Regions from separate parts of the Homo sapiens genome. Here region 1 is linked to region 2. A link is a loop called in an ENCODE intact Hi-C map of the cell type or tissue named here. Cell type or tissue: HCT116. All regions are shown on one strand. Links, peaks and the distances in the headings refer to the core of each region. The heading gives the core; the rest is flanking DNA. Region 1 has its middle 160 kb from the start of RGS9. Region 2 overlaps PRKCA (protein kinase C alpha).

Evidence for each region. Peaks named below come from ENCODE experiments on the same cell type or tissue, not always from the same donor. Only the 100,000 strongest peaks of a DNase experiment are listed, where the experiment ranks them.
Region 1: it touches region 2 in a loop (2.4-fold over the local background); 2 of 110 quality-filtered maps call a loop at or near these places.

The regions. Positions count from the first base shown.
Region 1 is chr17:65,289,069-65,299,659 of GRCh38, forward strand. No RefSeq gene overlaps it. Among named protein-coding and RNA genes, the nearest start is that of RGS9, 160 kb to the left of the region's middle. In HCT116, for the core only: CTCF peaks have their summits at 5,284 (motif pointing right) and 5,483; a DNase peak (open chromatin) is centred at 5,323.
Region 2 is chr17:66,668,618-66,679,208 of GRCh38, forward strand. The region is part of intron 5 of PRKCA (protein kinase C alpha); the gene reads left to right. Among named protein-coding and RNA genes, the nearest start is that of MIR634, 110 kb to the right of the region's middle. RefSeq lists an enhancer at 7,578-8,347. In HCT116, for the core only: a CTCF peak has its summit at 5,379; DNase peaks (open chromatin) are centred at 5,384 and 8,034; H3K4me3 peaks cover 565 bases.

The DNA.
Region 1 (10,591 bases), core at 782-8,781, 1.4 Mb before region 2:
GAACCAGATGACACAACCAGATGGAGTCAGTTTCTTGTGGAGGGAAATTTGACCAATGGGACCTGGGAAGGAGCTGGACACATATATTTTCCCTCTTTCTTTAGTGGGGAAACTCTGGAGTGCTTTGCCTCCTCGTAGACATTCGGGAGAAATCCTGTAGGCTCAGCCAGCATACCTGCTGAGCAGCCTCGTTGTAAAGACGGCACTGTGATACTGCTTCCCATTTCAGTTTGCTCTCTTTTCCCTTTCTTCACCTCGCTGCTCTGGGCTTGTATCTTGCAAATAAAGTGCCAGGCTTTCATCTCTTTTTTTTTTTCAGGCTTTGCTTTCTAGAGGGCCCAGTCCAAAACAGTGGTCAAATAAGATTAGGAATCATCCAGCACTTTGGGAGGCCGAGGCAGGCGGATCAAGAGGTCAGGAGATCAAGATCCTGGCTAACATGGTGAAACTCCGTCTCTACCAAAAATACAAAAAAAATTACCTGGGCGTGGTGGCGGTCGCCTGTAGTCCCAGCTACTTGGGAGGCTGAGGCAGGAGAATGGCATGAACCCGGGAGGCAGAGCTTGCAGCAAGCCGAGATTGCACCACTGCACTCCGGCCTGGGCGACAGAGCAAGACTCCTTCTCAAAAAAGAAAAGAAAAGAAAAAAAAAGATTAGGAATCGTACATACTTTACCCTGCTCCTCACCTAGAGGGCAGGTTGCAATGCCCATAAGCACGTCAAAGGCCCTGAGAAGTTCTGCGGTGGAAAAAAAACCCAAACACCTGTTTAACTTATAAGGTAATGTTTACTGGACACTTACTCAATGACAAACAGGATTCTAAGAACTTTACATGTATTAATTTGTTAACATTCCTACTACAACCCTCTGAGCTAGGAATTATTATCCCATTTCACAAATAGGGAAACTGAGGCATGGAGCTGTTAAGTAACTTGTCTAAGGTAATACAGTTAACAAGTAGAAAAGCCTGGGTTCTAATCCAGGAAGGCTGGCTCCAGAGTGAGTGCTCATAATCACCATGCTATATACATACTTTGCTTCATCTCTTATTTTTTGATGATGGATTGTTTTTAATTGGATTCACCTGTTAACATCAACTGAACTGGTTCTACTGAAAAGTTTGCTGTTTACAGTAGGAGTTTATCTTGATTTCCTGCACAGATGTCATGCAACCAGCAATGATCTTTCTGCCCTTATCTGCACAGAGGCCTAGCCCAACCCCCTGATTAGCGCATAACTTTGCACTACAATAAACACTCTGAGGAAGGGAAGGAAGGAACAAAGGAAGGAAAGGTTGTCCTTATAAAAAGACCAGGGCCCCTGTCTTAAAAGAAGAAACCCTGGGTAGAAATTCAGTAGCATTTTCAATTTCTGGTTAAGGCCCAGCCCTCAAGTTGACAGTGAAAGCCTTCTTCTAGTACATGCACGGCCATCAGTTGCTCTACTTCTTTGTGGCTTCTAAACATGGGCATTGCCAAGAAGAAAACTAGGAAGGTCTGCTGTGATGATGAGGCATGATCCCCTGGTTTCTGGGAGTGAAGCTGCCAGGTACAGTTGCATAGGTTGTATACCGCACAACTGTAGCGGGTACTGTTCACATCGTTTTCATTGAACACTTGCCCTGCATGGGAACTACACTGTGTGGCAATTGCAATGCTGAGGTTTGGGTGGGGTGGAGTGAGAGTAATTGCAGGACTAAAATCATTACAAACACAATCTGTCTTATCAGGGTGTAGTCCGTGCCATATCACAAAGCACCAGGAAGTTCTGACACTGGCGCCTGGAAACTTGCCCTGTCTGAGGCGAGACCTGGGTTCCAGTGGGAGTGTCTGAGTGGCATCTCCCTGACCACACGGCATGGGGCACTCGCTTCCTCTAGCATTATGTGGAGCTCTGACTTGCCTCTATGGACATTTGGGGCCAGATCATCCTTTGTTGTAGGGGTCTGTCCTGTGCATTGTAGGATGTTCAGCAGCATCCCTGCTCCCTACCCCCAAGATGCCAGTAGCACCCCTCATCCCAAGTTGTGCAACCAAAACTGTCCCTAAACATTGCCAAATGTCCTTGAGAGGAGCCAAATCACCTGGGTTTGAGAAACAACACTGTAGAGGTTAGCTCAGTGTTCTCTCATACAGTCACCACTAGCCACATGTGACTTTTTTTTTTTTTTTTTTTGAGACAGAGTCTCACTCTGTCCTCCAGGTTGGAATGCAGTGGTGAGATCTCGGCTCACTGCAACCACCATCTCCCAGGTTTAAGCGATTCTCCTGCCTCAGCCTCCTGAATAGCTGGGATTACAGGTGCCCACCACCATGCCTGGTTAATTTTTGTATTTTCAATAGAGACAGGGTTTCACCATGTTTCACCATGTTGGCCAGGCTGGTCTCGAGCTCCTGACTTCGGCTGATCCGCCCATCTCCCAAAGTGCTGGGATTACAGGCATGAACCACCACTCCCGGCCCACATGCAACTTTGGAGCACTTGAAACGTGTCTGGTCCAAACTGAGATGTACTCTAAGTGTAAATTATACACCAGATTTCAAAGAGTTAGTGCACAAAAATGTAAAAGATCTCAATAATAATCTTTAAACATTGATTACACGTCAAAAAGAATATTCAGGATACATTGTGCTAATTAAAATATGTTACTTCAACTGTTTCTTTTTAAAACTTTTTAAAATGTGGCTCCAAGAAGGCTAAATATTACATGCATTCCTTGCATTAGATCTCTACTGGGCAGTGCTGATTTAGCTCTCCTCCACTTGTATTAGTCCTTTAGGCAACATTGTGAAGTCAGTTTCCTGGGGCTGCCTCTCTCTTACCCTAGCCTTTCCCCTCCCCAATTCCTAGAGAAACTTCTGCTGCATCTTGGCACTCTAAGTTGAGATTTTTTCATTTTATTTACTTATTTATTTTTTTGAGACAGTGTTTCACTCTTGTCACCCAGGCTGGAGTGCAGTGGCACAATCTTGGCTCACTACAACCTCCGCCTCCCAGGTTCAAGCAATTCTCCTGCCTCAGCCTCCCGAGTAGCTGGAATTACAGGCGTGTACCAACAAGCCTGGCTACTTTTCATATTTTTACTAGAGACGGGGTTTCGCCGTGTTGGTGAGGCTGGTCTGGAACTCCTGATCTCAAGTGATTCAACCATCTGGGTCTCCCAAAGTGTTGGGATTGCAGGCGTGAGCCACTGTGCCCAGCCCCTAAATTGAGATTTTTACTGATCATCCTCAGATGATCTTTAAAAAGATGGTCTTTGGAAAGATGGTCTTTGAAATTTCACCCCATCAAAAGCACTAAGGAGGAAGGATTCAATCAGCCTGCTCCTCCACACTAACTGGTCACACCCCTGTCCCATGGGCATCTGCATTTTGTGCCACCCGGTCACGCGGTCCTGTTGTTTTTGCCACCCTGGTACCGCTCCATCAGTTTCTCAACCACTGTTCCTGACTCTCATCTTTTCTGCAAACTACCAGACGCATTGCTCTAATCCTATTCACCCCTCTTTAACAATTTTCGATGGCTCTCTCGTGACACCCGGAGGAGGAAGCCCTGACTCATTCGCTGGAGCTTCAAAGCCCATTGCAAACTGGCCACAATCCCCCTTCAGGAGGCCATCATCATCACGGGCTTTACTTCCTGTTCCAACCAAATGGGTACACTTCCTTGCACTGTTCGCCTCTTCCTCACTTGGCATCCTGCCCTCCTTATTTCTGCCCATCAAAACCTATTTACCTGTTAGGACCCTTTTAAATCCCTCTTCTTCCCAGAAGCCTTCAGGGTTTCCATGGTGACCTTTCTTATCTTTAGGACATGTCGGCACCAATTAATTGGGAACGTTCATCCAATTGTCTTGAGGACACTCTGGTATCAAACTGATCTTAATAGACTGTATCACTCCTTAGCTTTGCATCTTTGTTCAGTTAATTTTTTTAAAGAGATAAGGTCTCAATCTGTTGCCCAGGCTGGAGCGCAGTGGAGTGATCAGGGTGCACTGTTGTTGAATTCCTGGGCTCAAGCAATCCTCCCTCCTTAGCCTTCCAAGTAGCGGGGACTGTAGGTGTGAGCAACCATGCCCAGCTATTTTAAAAATGTTTCTGTAGAGATGGGGTCTCACTGTGTTGTCCAGGCCGGCCTCAAACTCCTGGGCTCAAGTGATCCTCCCATTTCAGCCTCTCAAAGCTCTGGGATTGCAGGCCTGAGCCACCATGCCTGGCTAATGTTTTTCATTTCTTTAGCTCTTCTTCACTCTTCAAATGTCTGAAAGACTTCTGTGTGTTTTAGATCTTCTGTAAACACTGCTTATTAAGTTTGTAAAGTACTTGCCTTATGTGAATATACTCACTGGAATAACTAGAGAGCGTATTTTAAAGTGAGGGATCATCCTCCCACATTGGAGAGAGATGGTGATCTATTTAAGCTTCTTGCTATTCCCTAAAACCTCCACACTGTACATGCCACATCTGTGGATTCAGAAATATTTCTTAGTTAGTTTAATGGGGAATGCGGCCCCCATTCAGAAGAACAAATCCAATGGGAGTTGGTTCTGGTAGAGACAGCTGTCCACCACAACTATGCATGGCCGGGCCCAGCCCAAATGTCCTTCCCTCCGCTGATAGGGGTCTTGCTGGCCATGGTGGCCCCCAGTCTTTGGCAGCACATCTGAGGAACAATCTCCTTTGCTGTCTTTTAGGTTAGTGATTTCCTACGAAGCGGCTGTCCCCTCTTCTGCATCCAACTTGTCGCTCATTATTTGAACCGGCAAATGATGGCAATTAACCAGAATGGGGGCCTCATTTCTCTGCATCAAGTGGTGCCAGCCTTGGATGAGGAGTTGTAAACCTGATTCAAAGGGAGGGAGGAGAGACAGCGTGCCCAGGAGGGTGGGCCTTCCAGAATCACACGCCCCACATCAAATAACAAATCAACCTGCCCTAAGCGGTTATTTCTCTCTATTTGCATTACAGAAAAGCCACCCTCCGTTTATTTGGCTGTGAATGGCCCTGCCTCCAGCCTTCCTGGCAACTTTGCCAAGCTGGGATCAGCCTCGTGCAGGGGGCTGGTGCTTTGCCGTCAAAATTACCCCTTCCCTTTTGCTTCTGTGTTCAGGGCAGGACAGGAGGAAGACGAAGGTCCTCCCAGGCCTTTTTTAGGGACCCGTCCAGCTTGGCCTAAAAGCAGCGAAGAACCCACAGGAAACTCTACCAAATGGTTCTGCTCACCAGGCTCTCGGTGGAATGGGGGCCCTGAGCCACGTTCCTGGGTTTCCAGGGGCCTGTGCTCAGAGCAGCCAGTAGGTGTCTCCATCACACACTATTCGAGGACTCGCACCAGAGCAGACGTAGATAAGGCCTTCAGCTCTTACCCAGGTTGCTCAGGGAGGCTCTGGGGGTTCCTCAGGCACTGTCTTCTTGGGAGGAAGCAGGAGAGGGCATTTTAGGGATTGGGAGAGGAGCGAAGACTAGGCAGGCAGGACCAAGTGTGAAGGGATGGAGGGAAGGGCAAGTGCAGGTTTGCACAGTGGAAGAGGAGCTGGAAGGTGGAGCAATTCCCGCTGGGGAAAGGTGGGGAGAAGTGGGGAGGGAGGAAAAGGCTGAGGGCAGGCAGGATTTACAGAGGAGTTCAGTACACAGCCCCTGGAGGAAGGGCTGGGGCTGGGTTTGCACTGAAGTTCTAGCTCTTACTGGCTGTGGGGCTTTAGGAAAGTGATTCAACCTCTCTGCTGCCACTCACTCATCTATAATTGAAGACCCTACTACCACATAGAGGTGTTGGGCTATTTAAGTGAGAGTCCACATGAATAGTGCCTGCCGCCTAGTAAGCACTCAGTACATCTGAGTTATTTCTTATTAATTCGACAAGATGTTCAGGAGAAGCTGGTGCAAACTTGCGTGGCTCCTGCCCCACTTGCCCGCTCCTCACCCCCCCTTAAAGAAGCAAGAGGAGGCTGGGTGCGGTGGCTCATGCCTGTAATCCCAGCACTTTGGGAGGCTGAAGCGGGCACATCACTTGAGGTCAGGAGTTCAAGACTAGCCTGGCCAACATGGTGAAAGCCCGTCTCTACTAAAAATACAAAAATTAGCTGGGCTTGGTGGCAGGCACCTGTAATCCCAGCTACTCAGGAGGCTGAGGCAGGAAAACCTCTTGAACCTGGGAAGCGGAGGTTGCAGTGAGCCGAGTTCATGCCACTTCACTCCAGCCTGGGAAACAGAGCGAGACTCTGTCTCAGAAAAAAAAAAAAAAAAAAAAAGCAGCAGCTGGAAAACTTGGAAGCCAGATCTATTCAAACCAGCAGGACCTGTGGTGATGTTACTCAAGGGGTCCCTAAGGGACTGGCACAAGTCAGGGTGGAGCTATTATTTTAGTGGCATCATAGATGACAAGGGGATCCCCAATGATGGAAAGCAGCAAATGACTGCTCAGCTTTGAAGAAGGAAATGAGAGCAGACCAGCCTGTTAGCCAATGGCCAGCAGGCTTAGCCTTCTTTGAGAAGATGCTAGAATTGAACACCAACTATCTAAGGGACACAGGGGTGATGTAGCTTAGGGACAAAGAGCAGGAGCTCTGCTATAGTAAAGGCCTCAGCTCTTTGTCCCTAAGCTAAATAAATACTAAGGCTATAACTGGTTATGTGGCTGTAGGGCAAGTGACTTCAACCACTACAGTGCCTACTACCCCCCATGAGGGTGTTGTAAGGATCCAATGAGTTAGTATGTGTGAAGGGCTAAATAAATGAGGACTATTACTGTGAGACAGGAGGGAATAACCAAATGATGTTGTAAAGACCACACTGTCCCAGCCAAATCATTTACATTCATTTTTGCTTAAGGAGAAAACGTGGAAGGTTGGGGCTACAAGGGGAATCTGATCACTTTGCTGAACCAAAACCCAGAAAAAAGAAAATTATCAAGGTCATAAGCTCATTAAGAGCGAAGGAGGGACCGGGTCTCCTGAGTTTAAATACTTTAAGAAATTACTATTACTCTTCATCCTGATGTCAAGATATAATCTATGACAGTATTTCCCCAAATGTTTCTTAAAGGAATAGTCATAGGTTCTTCTAGAAACAGGATCTTATGGATTATTACATTTGGGGAATGCTGAATTAGAAAAAAATTTACATAGATTTTTTTAAATTGTAGGACTTCTCAGAGCCTTTTTTTAAATTTTTTTATTTTATTTTATTTTTTTTAGAGGAGTCTTGCTCTGTTGCCCAGGTTGGAGTACAGTGACACGATCTCGGCTCACTGCAACCTCCATCTCCCAAGTCAAGTGATCTCTGGCTCATTTTTGTATTTTTAGTAGAGACAGGGTTTTACCATGTTGGCCAGGCTGGTCTCGAACTCTTGACCTCAAGTGATCTGCCCACCTCGGACTCCCAAAGTGCTAGGGTTACAGGCGTGAGCCACCACACTCGGCCTTCTCAGAGTCTTTAATATGTCTAAACACATTGTGACTTTAAAAATTAATAGATTTTTAAGTTGCAGGACTTCTCAGAGCATTTAATATGTCTACACACATTGTGACTTTCCTAGACACCAGTATAGGGAAAAGCATTTCTCAAAGGAATAAACCATGCTACTCTTGTTTTCCTGGAATATCTCATGGAGCTAGTATTCATGGAATATAGTTGGGATTACCAATACAATTGTTCCTCAGTATCCATAGGGAATAGGTTCCAGGTCTTCCCATGGATACTAAAATATGTGGATGCTCAAGTCACTTATATAAAATGATGTAGTATTTGCATGTAACCTACACACATTCTCCCATATACTTTAAATCATCTCTAGCGGCACGATCTCGGCTCACTGCAACCTTCGCCTCCAGGGTTTAAGAGATTCTCCTGCCTCAGCCTCCTGAGTAGCTGGGATTACAGACGTGCGCCACCACACCTGACTAATTTTTATATTTTTAGTGGAGATGGGGTTTTACCATGTTGGTCAGGCTGGTGTCAAACTCCTGACCTCGTGATCTGCCTGCCTCGGCCTCCCAAAGTACTAGGATTACAGGCGTGAGCCACTGCACCTGGTGTATTATTTTAAAAAATTGTTTTATTATTGTATTGTTATTTTGAATTTTTAAAAGACATTTTCAGTCTGTGGTTGGTTGAATCTAAGGATGCAGAACCTTAAGAATCAATCTAAAAGTTCTTATTACATATAAGAACTTTTGATTTCAGAATGTCTTTATGGCAGTCAAGTGTGAATAACTAGCTCTGGGATCATGCTATATTATCAGGTCTGCAAATAAGCATGTCACAGTACAATCTATGCCACTTAATCTATACTGATGAATGTATATATTTAACAAGAAGGATCCATACCAAATGACAGCATTAGTGTCTTCGTGGTAGGATTACAAATTGTTTTTGTTTCCTTCTTATGCTTATCTGTACTTTGTGAATGTTCTACAATGAACATATGTGTCTAGAGCCCAAAAGAAAGCTGGGTCTTTATTGCATAATCAGTGATGAGGCATCTACTTGAAAGAAAGCCACTCCTCTGGGGATTAACTGTTGGGACCTATCTTACTAATGACTTAACAACAAAAGGATGGGGCTGTGTTCATCAGATATTCACATGATACTAAATGTGGTGGGGTGGCTCACGCTCAGAGAGCCAAGAATAAAATTCAAAACAACCATGACAAATTGAAAACATGGCCCTACAAAAACAAGATGAAATTCAATAGTGCAATTATAAGGTGATATATTTAGGGCTAAAAACAGCCACCATATGTTTAGAATGAAGGCAGGACCAGCTTCCAGTTGGTCAGCAACTACCAGGTGAACCCCTACCAGGTAACCGACCTCGAGATAAGGCTTGGTGCCAGGCATAGGTTTAGGAAAAAAAGACCTGGTAAGGATCAAAGTCCATGGACCAGGGACACATGAGCAAGATCGTCCCCAGGATCCCATTGTCTGAATACAGAATCCTAACAAAGTGGTCTGGCATGAGCTACAACTTCTGGTTTGCATAATGGAAGGATCTCTGAAATCAGAACAACCTTCCCATTCCAGGACTGCCATCGTGTGACCTCACCACATCAGGATGTCATCTGCCCCCTGCCAGGCTAGGGGAACACTTTGGTGTCACGTCCATGTGTTAGAGGCACTCTGGAGTCCGCAGTGGGAAGCAGAAAAGTTAGAAGTTCTGTGACATTTTACTGTTTTATGGGGACAATCAAATAGAATATTTGAAATCTGAGCCATCTCTGAAGAACTCGTTTTGGAAAATCCAGGGCATCTGGTCGCAGTCAACAGAGCGCCTTGCCTTCTTCAAAGCTCCCTGGATTCCGCACACATAAAAGGCCCATGACATGCTGTGGCCCCCAAGTCATCCCCCTTCTCAAGTCTCACATCAGTCAGCCCCTTATTAGACTGCTGAGTCGAGTCTGTGTCACTCCCTCCTAAAAGGGCTTGGAGAGGCTGGAGGATGTCCAGGCAGGAGACACAAAAATGATCAAAGAGCTGGAAACTGGGCCCTGTAAAGAAAGGTTAAAGGAATTGGAAGTGGTTTGCCTGGAAAAAGCGAGGGAGAGTCTGAAGCACCCAAATTCAGAGATGAACCACACAAACCTCACGTTAGCCTCGGTTTTCCTGCCACTTGCAGCTTTCATTTGCAGGGTCAAATGGAAGCAATAACCAATCGTTCACTTTGATCGTGAACTTATGATGCTCCCAGCTTTCTCAGTACTTGGCGTGGTTATCTCATTTCATTGTCATGACCGTCCTATGACTGTCCCTGCCTTTCAGATGAAGAAGCGGAGGCCCAGAAGAGAAGTTATGTAACTAGCTTGAGTTCATTCCACTAGGGAGTGATGGGTGCAGGCTACAGACTCTAGGCTAGGGACACTAGGGAGTGATGGGTGCAGGCTAGGGTGCACACTAGGGAGTGATGGGTGCAGAAGATGCTTCAGACTACATCTCCAACAGCAAGTGTTTTTATGGGTGTCCTTTTTTTTTTTTTTTTTTAGACAGGATCTTAGAGTTTCATTCTGTCACCAAAGCTGGAGTGTAGTGACGATCATGGCTCACTGCAGTCTTGAACTCCTGGGCTCAAGCAATCCTCCCACCTAGGCCTCCCAAGCAGCTGAGAACACAGGTGCTTGCCACCACACTTGGCTAATTTTTTAAAATTTATTTTTTGTAGAGTTGGAGTCTTGCTATGTTGGCCAGGCTAATCTCGAACTTCTGACTTCAAGCCATCCTCCTACTTCAGCCTCCCAAAGTGCTGGGATTACAGGCATGAGCTGCCATGCCCAGCCTACAAGTACCCTTTAAAAATGTAGCCTCATGTCATACAGTACAGCATGAAATTTGCAGGTGATTGTTAACAACAAAAACTCCTTAAATGACTGAAGGCATTGAGCTGTCACCAGGTTTGGGTTCAGCAATGTGCCCTATACAATGTAATATCATCACTCCCCCTGTTACCTCAGGTGTTGTGGGCTCAATTGTGTGTCTCCTCCCCCCACCCCCAAATTTTTGTGTTGAAGTCCTAACCTCCAGTACTTCAAGTTGTGACTGCATTTGGAGATACAGTCACTGAAGAGGTAATTAAGTTAAAATGAGGTCATTAGAGCA
Region 2 (10,591 bases), core at 1,036-9,035:
GGCAAATAACACATCTAGATGTACTTGTCTTTGAGGACAAGTAAAGAAAGAAAACAAACCCAAAATATGGGGCCCATTTTTAAAACATGGGAGATAAAGGGATAGTATCATGGAGAACATATTTGAATATAGATTATTGGAAGAAAAGAAATTACAGAAGAGTATTTGAGAAAACTCCATACACATTATAATAGGGTGCAGGAGGCTGGGCACAGTGGCTTACACCTGTAATCCCAGCACTCTGGGAGGCCAAGGCAAAAGGATCACTTGAGGCCAGAAGTTTGAGACCAGCCTGGGCAACATAGCAAGTTCTGCCTCTACAAAAAAATTTAAAAATTAGCCAGGCATGGTGGCACACACCTGTAGTCCCAGCTACTCAGGAGATTGAGGTGGGAGGATTGTGGAGCCCATGAGTTCAAGGCTGCAGTGAGCTATGATCTCATCACTGCACTCCAGCCTGAGTGACATAGTGAGACCCTCTCTTTAAAAAAAAAAAAATGCACAATCTCTGTAAAACAGGAACATAATGCCATTTGAACAAACAGGTTGAGAGGAAAAGCAAGCAGAATGAGATTTTTTAAAATGATAGTGGGCTATATAAAGAGACAGAAAAGATGAAAGGAAGTGGACAAGTAAATGCCAGTTTCCAGTAAGGAAATTTATAGTACATAATTAAAATCTTTGTGGTGCAACAAACAGCAGAATTGGCATTGCAGAAAATCAAATCAGCGCTGTGCAAGAATCCTGGGAAGCTCTTCTAGAATGCAGGCAAAAGGACAAAACCATGGTGATGAAAGAGAGAATAATGAAAAATGGAAGACTGGGAACAGGATATAAATTGAGAATAATAGCTTTGTCCCAAAGATAAAAGAAGAAAAAATTGAAAAAGAAGCACTAATTCAATATGATAGGACCAAATTTATGGAGCATTCAAATGAAAAGGAATGCACTCTGTTCCTACAAAATTAACCAAAAGAAGTCTGCATTTAGAAGCATTCTGGGCTGGGTGCGGTGGCTCACACCTGTAATTGCAGCACTTTGGGAGGCCGAAGTTGGGCAGATCACTTGAACTCAGGAGTTCAAGACCAGCCTGGGCAACATGGTGAAACCCCGTCTCTACTAAAAATACAAAAAATTAGCTGGGCATGGTGATGGGCGCCTGTAGTCCCAGCTACTCTGGAGGCTGAGGCACAAGAATCGCTTGAACCCAGGAGGCGGAGGTTGCAGTGAGCTGAGATTGCGCCACTGCACCCCAGCCTGGGTGACAGAGCGAGACTCTGTCTCAGAAAAGAAACATTCTGGAAAACTTTTAATTACAAAGAAAGAAAACAAATGTCTTTTCTTCAGAATATATAGGTGACCTACAGGAGAACAAAAACCAGGTTGTCACTAGACCTCTAATCGTATGCACTACTAAATTTTAAGAGATAAGAAAACATCACTTACAGAGTTTGGAAGAACAAAGTGAATTGGCCCCAAATTTCTCACCCAGCCAAGTTGCCAGTCGTGGCATATTCTCAGAGATGCAAGAGCTCAGAATATACATCACCCACACTTTCTTGAAAATTATTTAAAGGCGAGCTAAAGAGGACGGCAAGATGAAGTAAAATTAAAAGTTCAGGGATGGGAAGTCATATAAGGATAAGCAGTAAGCACTAAAATCAGTTGAACCTGTTAATGTGGAAAACAGCTATCAAAACTGTAACTCATATAAAAATTATGACAAGCATTAGAGATCCCATACTCCAGATAATTTTACAGTAACAAAAAGAGGAAGTAGGATGGGAGCTCACAGGGAGTAAGAACAGAGCATGCACAATGCTTCATACCCTTGGGGAGAGGAGTCAGAAGATGCTATCTCATTCTTTCCTTTGGTGATCGGAGAAATGTAGGATAAAAAATGTTTTGGGGTGAATCTTGAGATAGTCAGCAGTAGAATTTAAACAACATTTTAAAAATTTTGGCCGGGCATTGTGGCTCACACTTGCAATTCCATCACTTTGGGAAGCTGAGGTGGGAGGATTGCTTGAACCCAGGAATTGAAGATGGGCCTGGACATGGTGAAATCGCCATCTCTACCCAAAAAAAACACAGAAATGACCGGTGTGATGGCGTGTGTCTGTAGTCCCAGCTACTCGGGAGGCTGAGGTAGGAGGATTGCTTGAGCACAGGAGGTCAAGGCTGTAGTGAGCCATGATCACACTACTACACTCCAGCCTGGGTGGCAGAGTGAGACTCTATCTCAAAAATAAATTTAAAAAAATTATAGAAAAAATAAATGCAAAGAAAACAGAGTATAGTAAAAGAGTGAAGGCTGGGTGCAATGCCTCATGCCTGTAATCCCAGCACTTTGGGAGGCCGAGGTGGGCAGATCACAAGGTCAGGAGTTCGAGACCAGTCTGGCCAACCTAGCAAAACCCCATCTCTACTAAAAATACAAAAAATTAGCCTGGTGTGGTGGTGTGCGCCTGTAATCCCAGCTACTTGGGAGGCTGAGGTAGGAGAATGGCCTGAACCCGGGAGGCAGAGGTTGCAGTGAGCCGAGATTGCACCATTGCACACCAGCCCAGGAGACAGTGGGAGACTCATCTCAAAAAAAAAAAAAAAAAAAAAAAAGACTGAAAACAAAGCAAGTAACTAGGAGACAGAGGGACAACAACAAGTGAAGCTCCACACGACAGAGGCAGCCAAGAAGTGGGGGGGTTTAAGAATGTACTGGAATGGGGCTGCCTGTGTTTTCAGCCCCTCCCCTTGCTAGCTGGGTGACCTTGTCCTAGGTACTGCTTAATCTCTCCAAGCCTCAGCTTTCCTCGTCTATAAAATGTGGATACCAAGTAGGGTTATTGCGGAGGTTAGTTAATATGTCCAAGGTGCTGAGTACCTTATCAGGTACGTACTTGTGGGTACGAATATTGAGGATAAGGTAACAGATTAAACTGCCCACCATTTTCAGATGGGATGTTTTGCTAAAGTTCAGCGATATCCTATGAATGAGACCTACACGTAAAGTAAAATGACCCATAAACACTGAGAAAAAGGATGGGCAGTGATTTATGAGATGAAAGAAAGAAAGCAGTGGAAGTAGAATTGCCCCAAGTCAGGAAACTCTGTGTACCTGGATGGAGAAAGCCGAGTCGGGGGCTTGTACCACTAACATGCATTGGAAATCTAGAACAATTTAAAGTCTAAGCTTGTTGCACAAATTAGCAGAAAGTTGAAGAAGATAAAATACATGGCCCTGAAAACAGAGCGAACATTAACAAACAGAAGCCACACAGACCAATGGGAAAGATAGGGCTTATTCCACTAATAATGTTGAGAAGTTGTCTAAACATTTGGAGGAAAATAAATGAGATCTTCTTTCACACTGTACACCAAAATAAATTTCAAATGGTCTTAAGAGTTAAATATAAGAAAGAAACAAAATAATTAAAACTTAGGTGAATATTAAGCTAATCTCAGAAAGGGCAAGGTTTTTGTAAGCCTAAAAGAAATGGAAAAAATAAAAGGAAATGTTTGACAGATTTAACTACATAATAAGTTAAGCTTCTCTGTTTCTAGAAGAATGGTGACATGTAACACAGTTTGCAGCAACTATGACAAAAGGCTTTTATCATTTATATCTCAACAACTCTTCTAACACAGTAAGAAAACTTGTTACTACCTTCTAGAAAACTTGAATAAGGAGTTAAGTCAGGCAGAAATAAATACAAATGGGCAAATAACCATGGAAAAAAAATTTAACCTCAAAAATAAGAAAGTCAAAATTACAGTGTTATTCTTTACTTTTCTCACCACTTCTTGATATGGTTTTGGTAGGATTGTGGTAAACTTTTAGAGGAGTAATTTGGCAATGTATGCCAAGAATCTTGAATAATTTCCATCCTTTAAGCTACTTCCAAGAATGTATTCTTATTCTTCTTTGCATCAGAAAATCTGTGGCGTTCTTAAACACACAGGGTATGATCAGACTTGCACAGCATAAATAGAACAAGAAAAAAAGTATCAGAAATTTCAATGAATATTTATGCATGAAGATGATCAGTTGCTATGTTATTTGTAAAGGTGAAAAATGATAAACTTTGTAGATGCCCCCAAACAGGGAATTGATTAAATAAATTCTGATTAGCCATAAAATGAGATGTTAGACATTTAAAATGTTTTCAAAGCATACTTTGTTATAAAGGCAGGTTCTAAAACTTTATTCCTAGTGTGATGTGAATTCTATAAAAATAAATATTTCAATGTAGATAGATGTGGAAGATACTGGCCATAAACATGCTAATGTGCCAATGTTGGTTCTCCCATGCAGAAGTATAGTTGTTTTAGTTTTCTTCTTTATATTTTTATGTCTTTAAATTTCTTGTATGATGGGTGCACCCGTTACTCCTATAATAAGAAAAAAATTTTCTTAAATATCTTCCTACGTTGTTTATGCAGAATCGTTTCAGTCTCTCATAACCTGGGAAATATTTCTCTCACAACTAGGTTTCATTTTCTTTTGAAACATCAGAATTATAGAACTTTAATGTAAAATTTTATGTCCCACTAATTGTAAAAGGGAAAGTAATGAAATATTTATGATCTTTTTCCAAGGACTAAACATTGTTGTTTCTCATCTTATACCACAGTCCTCCGAATTCTCTTATGTAAGTTTTGTTCCAGTAGAATTTTGGTTGATGAGTTGCCAACCTGTGTTTTCTGGTACGTGAATGGGACAGAAATTCACTCTTATCACCAAGCAGCCAGCCTCACCAGCAAAATAGAATATTCACTAAATAGGTTCCAAATAAGAAAATGGTTAATGTCCCTCAGTCCAGGTTTGTGTACAGGGCCATATGAAGCTGTGAGGCGATGTCTGATCAGGTGTATTTTTAGTGTATCTCATTATTCTTGCCTTTGTCTCTGGTAATAAGGAAACAAATATCACAAAATTTAGGGGTCATTATTTCTAAACATGAAAGAGATCACATCAGAAATTCTGCAACATTCATAAACACAGACGGTGTCAGCAGACTTGATACAGCATAAATAGAACAAATGCAGTGAACTAGACAGCACCCAGACCCAGTTTGTACACAGAATCTCAGTCTATAATTACCCAGTCAAAAATTGTTCATCGTGGTTGATGACACCTGTGCATTTTATTTCCTGAAATCTAGAGAAGTTCCACGTGATCACTATTTAACCAAGAGCAAAAGTCCCTTTCTGACCCATTTTTCCTGTAAGTGGAGATACATCCTGTGCTCTTTTGTCTTTGTGGGTACAGAGATTCTTTCTTCAAAGCATTTAACATTTTCAAAAAAGTGTGCCACTCCTTTTGGCCTGGCTTTCTTCGCCCGTGAAAAGGCCTGGGTGGTTTTTCCTTGTCCAAGAGTCCCTCCAAATGGACGCTTTATGTACTGCAACCAAGAGCTGAGAAGTTTCCAAGCTTTCCTGTCTGTGTTAGCATTCCGGTCATTCAGCAGGAATCCAATGAGCGCAGATTTTATCTTGTCTGTCCTGTGTTGCCCTGGGGGAGTGATCCCTGGGGATGCGAGGGGGTGTGGCCCTTGCCCTCAAGGTGCTGTCAGTCTGTAGACATGGAACACCTTTGGGCTGGGCTAGGCTGGCAGGAGAGTGGAAGGGCAGAGGAAATGGGTCTTGTGCAAGGCTAAGGGCTGACAGCACTGAGATGGATGGAGGAGTGTCCCCAGCGATGGGGCAGTGTGGACCCAGAAGCACAGAGCAAGGTGGGCACAGAGATACACGTGTTCAGCAGTTACTCAGTTCACGCATGGTGCTGTGCTGGGCAGTAGGGGTTCAAAATAACTAAAAGAGACTAACCTTGTTGGTGTGGAGTGGTTCTTTTGGGTTATATAAATACTAAATGTGATAGGTTGCATGCAGTTAAATATTTAGCATATAGAACCAACCCATCAGAACCAATGCCAGCTCCTAAGTCATACCAGCATCTGCTAGGGGAATGTGGGCCAGAAGACGGAGCGTCACTGACATTTAGATAGAGGTGTTCAAGTAAATGGTAGGAAACAGATTAGAGGCCTGTTTTCCATGTTGGGAGCCTAAAAGATACAGTAACCAAGTGCCACTCAAGCTGTGGTAGAGAATATCTCAGTTCTAACTTGTTAATGGGAGAAGAATATGATTTTGTTGTTGCTTCTGGCCAAATGATTCCAGTGAATCAGTCTGATGAGTGGCAGTGCCTGGGCTGCCACCCACAACCAACTCTCACCTGTCCTGTCGACTCTTCATTGTTCATGCTTGAGAAATCAGTTACCTCCTTATGCCATGGAGGGCCTGACTGCAGTGCACGCCCACCAATGGGAAGTCGTGCCCACACCAGTGGCAAGATATGCCACCACCATCATGGACCAACCACCCAACGCCTCCTATCCAAAGGCAGATCCCAGCAAGCACTTGCTCTCTGTTGCCGGGACTTCTCCCAGCTCCAAAACTGCCTTAGTCTGATCTATTAATATATCTTTTTAACTGGGTGGCTCATAAACAACAGAAGTTTACTTCTCACAGTTATGGAGGCTGGAGACTCCAAGTTCAGGGCACAGGAAGACTCAGTGGCTAGAGAGGGCCCATTTGCCGACAGCCCCACATCCTCACACGGTGGAAGGGCAAACCAGCTCCCTTGGGCTTCTCTTATAAGGGCACTGATCCTCTCCATGGAGGCTCTGCCCTCCTGGCCTAATCACCTCCCAAAGGCCCCTCCTCTTAATGTCATCGCCTTGGGGGTTAGGATTTCAAACACAAATTGGGGGCAGGAGGCACAAACATTCAGACCACAGCACAGAGCTCTTCCCATCCCCAGCCGAAGTAGGAATGACCCAGAGGAAGGCTGCTGTCCCTTTGCACACAGGTTCTGAAAGTGCGTGGAGAGAGGACGATCCCTCGGTCCCTGCAGAACCAGGCTCTTGAAGCATATAGCAGAGGTTCTCTACCCAGGGCCTACCCTAGAATGTCATCAAAACTGCAGTGTTGTATTAAAGGGGTGCATGGCTTAGAGAGAATGGAGAATGCCCAGCCCAGAGGCCCAGAGTGTTTTAGGATGTGCCTGTTACCCAAAGTTAAAATCTGTATGCGTCAGGAGTGACACTTGGGAGCTACACTTCCCAACCCCCTCTCCTGCGGCCACCGGAGCCTGCCTGGGCCCCTTCTCCTGAAACGGCCTTCTCTGCCCACATAATAGCCCCTAGCGATGCCAGTTCTGGTTCCTCCGCGGGGTCCCACGCCAGCTGACCCAGCAGTACCTGTAACGTGTCCCACCCTTGCCAGGGTTTGTGTGCCTGCATGGTTTTAGAGGTTCCAAGTCAGAGCCCCTAAACCCCTTGCCTTATTGCTAGACAGCTTGACCGCCCCCGGAACATCACGTGGGAAGGGCGCTCGGTAAATCCTGTTCTGGAGGCAATCTGTCACTCCACCAGTTTCCCAATCAACATTTGCCGAGGAGTTCTGGCTCCCGGTGCAGAACTGACTTGTGGCGACGTGAGGGAACTGGCAGCTTCTTAGACCCAAGTTCTCCCTCGCAGCATCGTCAGAAGAGGCCCAAAGTAGAGACGCAAACAAACCCTGAGAACAGCGTGTTCTTCCCAGTAACGTGACCGGGAAAATGTGAGCCAGAGGAAACTTGAGAGCTCCGTGGTGCGGCTGAGCTGGTGGGGTGAGGGTTTTTTCCCTTTTTCTATCTGGTCCAGCCCATCGGCCACTTGAGATGCTCCTGAACTGAGTAACCAAGCTGTTCGGAGGGTACTTTCTCAGCAGGACAAGCCCTGAGCTCTGGAAAAACGCAGCTAGAATAACGAGGAAGCAGAGGGGCCTCTCCCACACCAGGCTTGCCCCGACAGGTCAGCTTGCTTGTGGCCCAGCGCTACTGCGCACATGTTCCTTTAAGATCCCTATTTCCGAGGCAGCCGTGGCATAATTAAAGAATGGCCCTGTGGATGTCCTACGGTGCTCACTGTTTGCACTTGCTTCTGGGTGGGGCTAAGGTGTGGGACCGGCCGGGGAAGCCTGAACAAGGTGGGGTTGGCCAATTGCAACAGGTCACAGCCAGATCAGATACCCTGAGGAGGAGGCTGTGAGTCATGTTTGTCCAGAAGTGCCAACTGCTGCACCAGAAAAGCCGGGAGAAAAGAAGCAAGCGTAAGGTGCACATGAGAGGTGCTGGTTTCTGAAGGTTCTGTTAAGACAGGAGAAGATGGATCATAGTTCCTGTCAGGAGACACACCCTCTCCCCCGACCCCCAGCCCAGAACCCCTTCCTTGCTTTATAGCACAAGGTGAAAGTTCAGAGGCTCAGCTCAAAGCAGAAGGAACCTAAGGGAAGTAGAGCGTCCTTTTTTGTGTCACTTTCTCCTCAAACAACTCACTGTGTTGGTGGGGTAGTGTTTGTTCTATGCTGGGGGTCAGCAAACTACGGCCCAAGGTCCAAATCTGGCCCACAGCTTATTTTTATTTATTTATTTATTTATTGAGACTGAGTCTCGCTCTGTCGCCCAGGCTGGAGCACAATGGCACAATCTCGGCTCACTGAAACCTCTGGCTCCTGGGTTGAAGCAATTCTCCTGCCTCAGACCCCTGAGTAGCTGGGACTACAGGCGCACGCTGCTACACCCGGCTAATTATTTGTATTTTAATAGAGACGAGTTTTCACCGTGTTGCCCAGGCTGGTCTCAAGCTCCTGAGCTCAGGCAGTGCACCCACCTTGGCCTCCCAAAGTGCTAAGATTACAGGCGTGAGCCACTGTGCCTGGCCTATTTTTTAAATAAAGTTTTATTGGAACACAGCTGCGTTCGTTTGTTCACATATCGTCCGTGTCTGCTTTCGCTATGCAATAGACCTGAATAGTGGCAGTAGAGACTTTGTGACCTGCAAAGCCTAAATGACTGGTGATCTGGCTCTTTTTAGAAAAGGTTTGCTATCTCCTATTCCACACTAATAGGTGAACCTGAATGCAGAGGTCACCTTGTGAGGACCACACAGAGGTTAATGCCCAGGCCCCCTGAGGCAGGACTGAGTTGCACTCCTGACTCCATCCCTTACTAAATGTTCAACCTTGAGCAGGTTTGTTAACATCTGTCTGCCTTGGTTTTGTCATCTGGAAAACGGGCATCTGAGTCATTATTTCACAGGAGTATTGTGAGTATTAAGTGAGTGGGTGTAGTAAAGCACGTGGAAACCTGTCAGTAAAGGCCTCTTTGTTAATTCAGATATAACTCACAGGTCATAATATTCACCCTTTAAAAATGTACAGTGTAGTGGTTTTCAGTATATTCACAAGATTGTGCAATATACACCACCACTGTCTAACCCAGAACATTGTCATCACTTCAAGAAGAAATTCCTCAGTAGTACTTGTAGTAGGATGAATAACCACCACCCAAAGACATCAGATCTTAATCCCTGGAATCTGTAAATGTGCCCTTAATTTGGAAAAAGGGTCTTTGCAATGTGATAAAGTTAAGCATCTTGAGGTGGGGAAATTCTTCTGGATGATCTGGATGGGCCCTAAATGTGATCACATGTGTATTCTTAGAGAGGCATAGAGAGAAATTACAGGCACAGAGAAGAAGGTGATGTGGCCACAAGCCAAGTCATGCCTGCCACCACTGGAAGGTGGAAGAGGCCTGGAGTGGATTTTCCTCTAGAGCCTCCAGAAGGAACATGGCCCTGCAGAGCCCCTGATTTTGGCCTGGTGATGTGGATGTTGGACTCTTGGCCTCCAGAACTGCAAGAGAATACATTTCTGTTGTCTTAACTGGGAAGTTTGCGTATACTTTGTTCCAGCAGCCACAGGAAACTGAGGATACCTATTGCTAAGATTACTATTGATGTCATCCTGCTAGCAGAAGGTAGGCCAGAGCTAGATTAAGTCCTGTGATCTGAACTGGGGCAGTGTGAGCTTTAGCATACTCCACTTAGTGGTGGAGAAGCCTACTTAAGCCAACAGGCATTCATCTGGCAGGCACCCCACACCTTTTCCCCACACCACTTACTTTTTTGTTTCCTCCTGCATAGGGCTAAACAGTCCTTGTTGACTGAAAAAAAAAAAAAGGACAGTCCCAGCCACCCAACAGGCTTCTCGTAGTATGCACACCACTGTCATTGGGAACATGACTGTAGGGAAATGAACACTGTTTTAGATACATTTATGCTATTTTGTGGAGTGTCGTTTTTCCTTGGTTTCAATATTTGTTTTGTGGCCTTAAAAATCTCTACATCGGTGCAGATTTACCCAGCCCATTTTCACACCCACTGCAATCTTCTTTTCCCTCTATGCTTTCCATGTGCTGTTTGTCCTAGAATTGGTAACTGCAGCAGAGAGAGAGAGAACCCACAAAGCACCATTTCCTCTTTGGTGGCATGGTTGCTGGGTACTCACTGGCTACGTGGTCACTGGGTACATCATGGTCTTCATTGATTCAGTCCCTGGCCTGTTGGTTCTTAGGCAGATGTCAGCACATTCCAGCTGTAGTGACTGGAGCACCCCAGTGTACTAAGAGGTTTATTGGTTTTAGAATTGCATCCCTGAAGCTACTACACTCACACCTTTTTTTTTTTTTTTTTTTTCTTTGAGACAGAGT